Linked DNA regions of Mus musculus: region 1 is linked to region 2. The links are chromatin loops, found by intact Hi-C in ENCODE. Cell type or tissue: left cerebral cortex. All regions are shown on one strand.

The links. Peaks named below come from ENCODE experiments on the same cell type or tissue, not always from the same donor. Only the 100,000 strongest peaks of a DNase experiment are listed, where the experiment ranks them.
Region 1: a loop joins it to region 2, with 2.6 times the contacts of the local background. A loop is called at or near these places in 1 of 42 quality-filtered maps.

The regions. Positions count from the first base shown.
Region 1 is chr10:121,045,400-121,049,399 of GRCm38, forward strand. All of the region lies in intron 2 of Wif1 (Wnt inhibitory factor 1), which reads left to right. Among named protein-coding and RNA genes, the nearest start is that of Wif1, 13 kb to the left of the region's middle. In left cerebral cortex, a CTCF peak has its summit at 2,223 (motif pointing right); a DNase peak (open chromatin) is centred at 374.
Region 2 is chr10:121,228,249-121,232,248 of GRCm38, forward strand. No RefSeq gene overlaps it. Among named protein-coding and RNA genes, the nearest start is that of Gm35404, 13 kb to the right of the region's middle. In left cerebral cortex, no CTCF peak of the experiment used is centred here; a DNase peak (open chromatin) is centred at 1,811.

The sequences.
Region 1 (4,000 bases), 180 kb before region 2:
ACACACATACACATACATGTACTCACACACATACACACACATGCACTTGCACACACATACACACAGACAAACACATACACACATACACACACATATACACATAACATGCACACACACACACATAGACACAGACACATGCACACAGACAGACAGACAGACAGACACACACACACACACACACACACACACACACACCACCCCTAAATGCCTGCCTTTCTCACCTCAGGACTTTTGTACCTGAAATTCCTTTTGTTCAGAATGTTCTTCCTGCAGAATTCTGCATGTCCCTCTCACTTTGATCCCTATTTATACCTTCCCTCCTCGGAGAGACTTTCCTAAAACAGCCACCACACTGTCCCCTACACTCTGAGTACTCCTCAGCTGAGAATGATGGAGGCGCTCGGTTACATTTGGCTTTAATTGTCTGTCTCTCTGTTCCCTGTGAGCTCATGGAAGCAAGAATTCTGTTTTGTTTACTGTATATCTCCTGATGCCAGAGCATCCTGGCTCCCAGTGCACAGTTGGTAATTCTATGTTGGACAAATAAAGGAGGCATGGCTAATTATTACTGTCCTTCCACAGATAAGGCAACCCAGTCACAGAAGAGCCAAGATCCCTCCACGAATAAATAGCAGAGTCAGGATTCAAGCCCAGACCCTTTAGGAAAGTACCTAAACTTTGTACTTTAGTGCAAACACTAAACAGCACTGTCAACACAGAGCTTTGGGGACACAGAGGCAGAAGCAGCTGGTTTGGGCTCGGGGAACATGGCTTAGCAATGGGAAGGGTGTTCATGAAGCTGGTCAATCAGGGAGGACAGAAGCCCTGGCCTAGGGAGACCCAGAGGGGTTGCAGAAGTGCATTCTGGGAGAGAAGTGGGCTCTGCCTGAGTCTGGATTTAGCCTATGGAAGAGAGAATACTCAGGGTGTGAGGGGCACATGGAAGATGACACGAGGCAGGGCGTTTGGTCAAGGCAAGAAACACCAGAGCTGTAGGAGAGGTCACATGGCCCATTTGTGTTTTGGTGATTACATATCAGGAGTGTCGGTTCGGTTCTATCTGAACCTACCAACGTCTCCAGCGTGAGTCTCTCCCTACAGGAAAGCATCTCCAGTCAGTGAACATAATGACATCTTTATACAGAATAAACCATCTACCTCCAGTTTTAGAAGCCTCCAGGATTCTTTCCTCTAGCAAGGTTGTATTTATTGCTACTTCAAAGCATTCACTTTTTTTTTTTAAATTCTGTATCAAGAATAATAGTCATTAGTGACCTAGAATGTAGCACAGCACTGCTTATCTAGTATCCACGAGGCCTGGGTTCATTCCCAACACCCAGAGAAACAGAAGCCAATCCTTACCACAGCCTCCATCAGGTACACCCTGGACTGTTTACGAATCCCCTCTCACCAGATCCTCCCAACACCTCTATGGTACTGGGCTAGTTACCATTGTCATTATTGTGACAAAGCACCTGAAGAAGCAAGCCAGGGGAAGACGTTTTGTTTTGTCTCATGGCTCAGAAGGCCTGGTGGAGGCTCTGGTGACAGAAGCCCTTCCCATCTTGGCATAGCTGGAGCAGAGGAGAAGAGTTGCAACCGGAAGAAAATACCACCTTCAAGGCCCACCCCCGAAACCCACTTCTGCTAGCTAGCCCACAGTTCCAAGTGTTCTACAAGCGTCTGAAACAGGGCCACCAGGTAGGGACCAGGTGTTCAAACACAGGAGCCCTTGGCAGAGCTTAGACATTCAAAGTATTACAGGTAGGCGGTGTTGCTCTCCCCATCTTACAAATAGGAAAGGCCAATATAAAGGAGTCAGGCTACTGATCAAGTGCGTGTTAGAAGTGTAAAAACATTCTGTGTATTCCAGAAGCTTTCCTCAAATCTGCTCTATTCATTCCAAAACAATCAACAATTCAAAGAACACATGGATGCTTCCTGTATCTGAGAACAGGAACCATAAATTGTGATCAATACAACAAAGACGCTGACATTTCTGAGGCAATTGTAACAATGTGATGTGTCCTCCAGGTCAACATGGATAAAATGTTTCCTTGCACTTGAGAATCTGATCAAAGGGATGCGGGCTGAAATCCAGCCCACATTTTGCTTCTCGGCCTTTATACTCTGGCACAAAGCTACCCCTGTTCAGAGAAAGCTCTTTCATCTGGTTAGCGGAGAGCTCCAAACAAGCCAGCTGTGTTTCCACAGATGTCCTGAGGGGGGCGCTATGAGGGCTTAACCCCAGAGGAATTTTTGCTACCGTTGAGGTAAATTAACAAGCACGTACATTCTAGAGATGCCGTTGCTAAGCAGGCAAGATCTGAGTGGCATCTGGAAAGACGCAGAGTAGGCAGAGCGGTCAAGGCAGGGATTGTTAGATGGACACTCAAGCTATAATGAAGGACCCATAGGGAAGGCACACAGACGTGAGACTCATTGCTGTATTATTTGCAGAGTAACGATTACTATGAGTGGTTAGAGCTTAAAGTACAGAAACTGAGGGTTGCGTGTCTAAAAACGTAAGTTTAGGAAAGGTTATGATAGTTATTTGCATGCCATAGTTGACATTATCTTGTAGATGATGAATAGGGAGTCACTGAAAATTTAAAGGTAAACGGTATGGTGTCTGAGTGAGGGATAATGGTTGATAGACTGAAGTCTGACTGGAGGCTTGGGGCCACTTTGGAAATTATTTGATGAGTGGCCACACACAAAGTAAGGTGAGCCAAAACCCAGGTAGGATGTGGAGGGAGGGAGGGAGGAATTCTTGTCCTTCTCCGTCAGTATCAGTAGCTGCACATGACATTAATGAAAATAAGAGATTAGAAAATGACTTCAGGTGGCTTAGTGAATGGCAGTGTAGTTAGAGAAGTGAGCATTTGAGATGCAAAGACAATGAGATTCCATTGGAAGCCATGAGTACTTTCCACACCAGATGGCAAAGACACTTGAAAATCTGAATCTCAAGCTAAGACGCGATATGAATGACAGAAATACTGAGTTTTGAAGGTTAACTCCTTCATGTCCTTTCCATTCCCCTTTCTTTCTTTTTGACCTTAATTCAATATTTATTAAGGCCCTACCTAATGCCCAAGCCTAGGACCAACACTGAAAAGATTGGAGTGAGTTGATTGTAAAGCTTGCTCTCATGAAGTTCACAGTACGGTACGGAAACAGGTATGACCCAAAATAACAGTGCAAAATGCACTATCTAACATCATGTAAGTGAGGGTGAGCAAGGCACTGGGAAAGTCCTGGGGAGGGAGTCTTGGCTGGTAGAGAGGGTGAGCTAAGCATGGTGCTCCACGAGATACTCTGTGGAGCACGGAGCACATGGAGCATGGTCCTCTCCACTTCCTGACTTGTCCTTGAGCCTCGTGGATTATGCCTTCCAACTGTCACAAAAACCTCAACTGGGATTTGACTAAGGCTACCCTTATCGCTAGGTGGCAGAGCAAATCAACTCTCCCAGGCAAGCCACCTGGAAATAGTCGTGATAAACCAGTTTGTGGAAGCCAAAGATGAGCGCGATCAAACCTGGTAGCATGCTTGTTTCCAGGATTGCTCCAGGGTTGCCATTGGGAGGATTTACCTCTGACGCGAAGTCCAAGGGAGTCCTTTTTCTTCCAACGGACAACCAGATGGTCTCCTGCAGACTTGCACAATACTTTGGTGTTTGGTTTTACAGTACTTAGTGAAGTCATTTGACCCTCCACCATTAAAATTCACGTTAATTTTGTTAATGACTCATGAATTAACATTGTTAATAATTAACAATCTTAATTTCTATTTTCACTTAGAAGTTGATTAAGACTGAAGATTGTGTTTATGTTGTTATCATTTAAAGCAAGTAAGCTACTTCTTAGGGGAATATTTTCTACTTCAACATTTTTTGAGGCTCGAGTACCTTCCATCTAATAGACCACTATAGGTTGAAGGAGGAGTCAGTTCGAGGCCATCTTTCCGTGTGCACTTGGTGTTTGCTTTGCTTTTT
Region 2 (4,000 bases):
CCAGCTGGTAGGCCCTTTGTGCTGGCTTTTATGAGCTGCGAGAACAACGGATACACAAGGCGTAGGTCAGCCTTTTAGAGAATGTTGAAGTCTTGCCGACCAACTCAACACAGGCTTCACTTCCCTTCTGGAATTAATAGGGATAGGAGTTGCTTAAACGTCTAATGAAACGCTCTTATACAACGCTGGTGTGCGCACATGCTCCGAGAACGGCCAGGGCTTCCCTACCTACCGGGGGGGGGGGGGGGGGGATGTAGGGGGCAGGACGGTGATATTTATGTTTTCCTGTCTCTCGTCTGGACTCATAAGTAATTTTCAGAATAAAATCCTCACATGTTTTTCCCATCAATTCAGGAATTTAAATATGTTCTGTAGGCAGGGAATTTTGCCCTCTTTAAACCCCCATGCTTTACCTCAACGATGTGCCCGCTATGAGTTTGTATCATAAATCCCAATATAAAATTCCCGACTGCTTAACTTGCTCATAAATGTGAGCACACAGCCATGCTATACAATTCCTGACCGGAACATAAATTCCTCTCGTTCAGTGGCGCTTTAAGGAGGGTCTGGTTCACTCACCTGGTCGTTTTCTAACCGATAAACCCAAAACAGGTGAAATAAAGAAGAAATTTCAATATAACCTAAAGGTAGGTTCAAAAGAATGGCCAGAGCCATCTGGAACACTTTATAACTGCCAATCTCAAACAAGAGGCCCCTGAGAATTTCAGTGGTATTTTTTAGCTTTCCCATTTTTTCAATCCTAACTTGTCTTGAGGGGAGAGTTTATTGTTCTGAGACACTGGCGAGTAACAAAATCATTCATTTCTTCTAAGTTCGGTGTCAACAGCCTCCGACTCCTTTCGCCCTCCCAGCCTGCACTCTCTGTCCAATCAACAAGTGCATAGTGCTCTCTCAGGTTTTACCATCACTCTGAGCTTGGGGAGTTAGGAAGGGGATGGCCAAGTTCTCAAGGCAGGCTTTTTACTTTAGACTTCAAATAAGTCTGCATGTAACAGCCCTGAAGCAGTACAGTAAGGTGCAATCATTTCTGTAGGCATGTAAACAGAGCCTCCAGTGCAATGTGACAGTGCACATCAGAAATCTCTACCGTAGTGAACGGATTGGACCAACTCTAGGAAATAGGTATGCTGACAAAGAAAGCTACATGGACCAAAGACAGTCATCAAAGTGTTGTCTAACATGCAAAACTTAAAAACAACCTATGCATCCAGAAATAGAATCCTCGTTGAATAAATTCTGATTTATTCAGGAGGAGAAATATTATTTACACATAAAAATGAACTTGGATCTCATCCGTTTTGACAAGAATGAATGTTTACCATACTCTCTCTCTCTCTCTCTCTCTCTCTGTGTGTGTGTGTGTGTGTATGATTTGTGACATTTCTCCTCTGAAATTCACTCAGTGGACCACACACACTGGAGTTCAATTGTACACATTAGGCAATTTTCATGCTAAAATACCGTTATGTTCCTCCCCTCCAATTAAAGTCAAGTAAAAATCAACAAGAATTTCCCATGAAGGATTGAGCCTTTTAAAACTTCTCCCATGTTGGGTTCATTATAGCATGCTATTTTGGGGGTAAATATGACATACATCCCTCTTCCATTTTGAAATATTTTTCATTTCTAAAAAAATAGGTCTTGTTTGTGTTGGCGTTCAGGAATCCAGGCATCAATAAGGACTCACACATCAAGGACTTCTATTTCCACAGAGTGTCAGAAAATATTTCATTGTAGTAGTGACTTCTCTTGAACGGGAGCCAAAGCCAGACTGGAATTGGGTAAAAAGAAAATGTCTTAGAAGCAAGATTCCCTGAAACAGATTTAGCATGCGTCTCTATGAAAGAACTCAACACACATTTCTACCCTAATTAAAAACATAATTGGCAACGTGTATCTTTCTGCTATGAACATTTTGGTAAAAGAGCTGCAAGAACTAGCAATGACATCTATCTCTTTCTTAAAATATCTAATTATCCACCCTAGGCAAAACCTGAAAAATCTTAAAACCTCACCAAAGGTAATTTTTAATACTAACTGTTGACATCGGACTCTCCATTTCAGTGATTTACTATCAATGGTGCTATAAGTAGAACCCAAAGGCAGAACTTCTACTGCGGCCACTACTGTAACTTCAACTCCGAGGCCCCGCAAGATGACTGCTCCCTTGTAGTTCTCGGCATGTCTGGAATGAGGCCTGGACATCAGAAAGTGTGGAAAGCATCCTAGATGCTCTACTGTGTAACCAGAGTTTAGAGTTCAGTACCTTTATCAGTAATAGTCCCTGGTGGAGTCATATTCTGAACACTGAATGCATGACATGTTGCAGGATGGTTTTGTTTGGTGGTTTGGTCAGTTTGGGGCGAAGACCAAACCCAGGGCCTTGTGCATGCTAAACACACACTCTACCAGAGTTATAGCCACTCTGGAACCCTTGATGGGATCGAACTCTGTATTTCATCCTGCCCTTGCTTTGTAGAGGGAGACACAGAGCCTAGCAACTCTCTCTATTGTTCTCTCACAACACACAATATAGGACACAACTGGCCTTTCTCAGGGGGTAGTTGTGGCTGCCTCATGTGTTTATTATTCAACTTCAACCAACCTTCCTCAGCTAGAAACACAATTGCACAGTCACCACCTCCCTCTCCTGTGAGTGAAGGATACGAATCCTGCAGACCAGTCAATTCAAAAGACTCCATTTCTCTCTGCACCTAGCACCACGTTCCACCAAAGTACTCCAAGATAGGTACTGCTCCGTATTGATTTTAGACAAGCAACTCAGACTCCAAGGGGAGTGCATGCCTTGCCCAAGGTCAGGCAACTGGTGTGCAAACAGGGTGTAAACTCAGGCCTACACACCTTCAGGAGAGAATGACGAGGACATTTAGTACACCAACACCCCACCCCTGGCTTTTACTAATTTAGACATGAAATCTCAAAGAACTCATTCAACCTTCCCTTCACCTTAGATACTGTCTTAGTGTGCTTTTTATGGCTGTTACAAAACACTGACCAAAGCCAGTTTGGCTTACAGTTCCCCATTACTATCCATCACGGAGGGATGTCAGAGCAGGAACACAGACAGGAACCCGGAAGCAGGAACTGAGGCAGAGACCACAGATGAATGCTGCTTACTGGCTTGCTCTCCATTGCTTGTTCAGTCTTACTTCCTTAGACATCCCCAGGAACGCCAGCCCATACTAGGCTGGGCACTCCCACGTCAATCATTAAGCAAGAAGATGCCCTACAGGAAATTTGGTAGAGACAGTCCCTCAGTTGAGTTCCCTCTTCCCTAATGATTCTAGTTTGTGTCAAGCTGCCAAAAACAGCAGCAGCAACAACAACAACTGTCACAGATACTGCCAAGATTGCAAGAAGGGAAGAGTGGCAATTTGGCAGGAAAGGAAAGCCCTTGGTACTAGGGGCAAAAATCTTTGCTGCAGAAATGTCTCAAGCAATCACACAGATCTTCACTTATAGGGCAAAGCTCAGCTGACATGTCAGTTTCCATGGGAACAGGCATGACCATCATCTCTAAGTACAGCTCAGGGCTTCTTTCCCTTTTAATGAGCTTCTGGTCTCATCCTGTCAACTTGCGCAGGCTCCTAAGTCTACGTGGAGTTTCTTTCCCCTCCCAGCTCCACACGGCTATCTCCTGATCCCATCTGCCAGGGCCTCCTCATTTCTGAAGACCAGATGACATCACACTCTCTGATGTATCCAGAGCATTCAATGTCGCTGCTTTGCAAACGTGTTGGGATGAGGAGAGTGTCCTTCTCTTCTGCTTGCCACCAAAATGAAGTTCCACAGAGTGTATAAGGCCTGCTTATCACAGAGCTAAGTCCTTCCCTCGCATACAGCAGTTCCTCCAGGATACATAATGAATATGCACGTAGATGGATAATTACATGTACTTTCCCCACATGGGTGGATAGAAGAAAGCATGCGCACGCTTCGTTGAAAAGAGAAAACATTA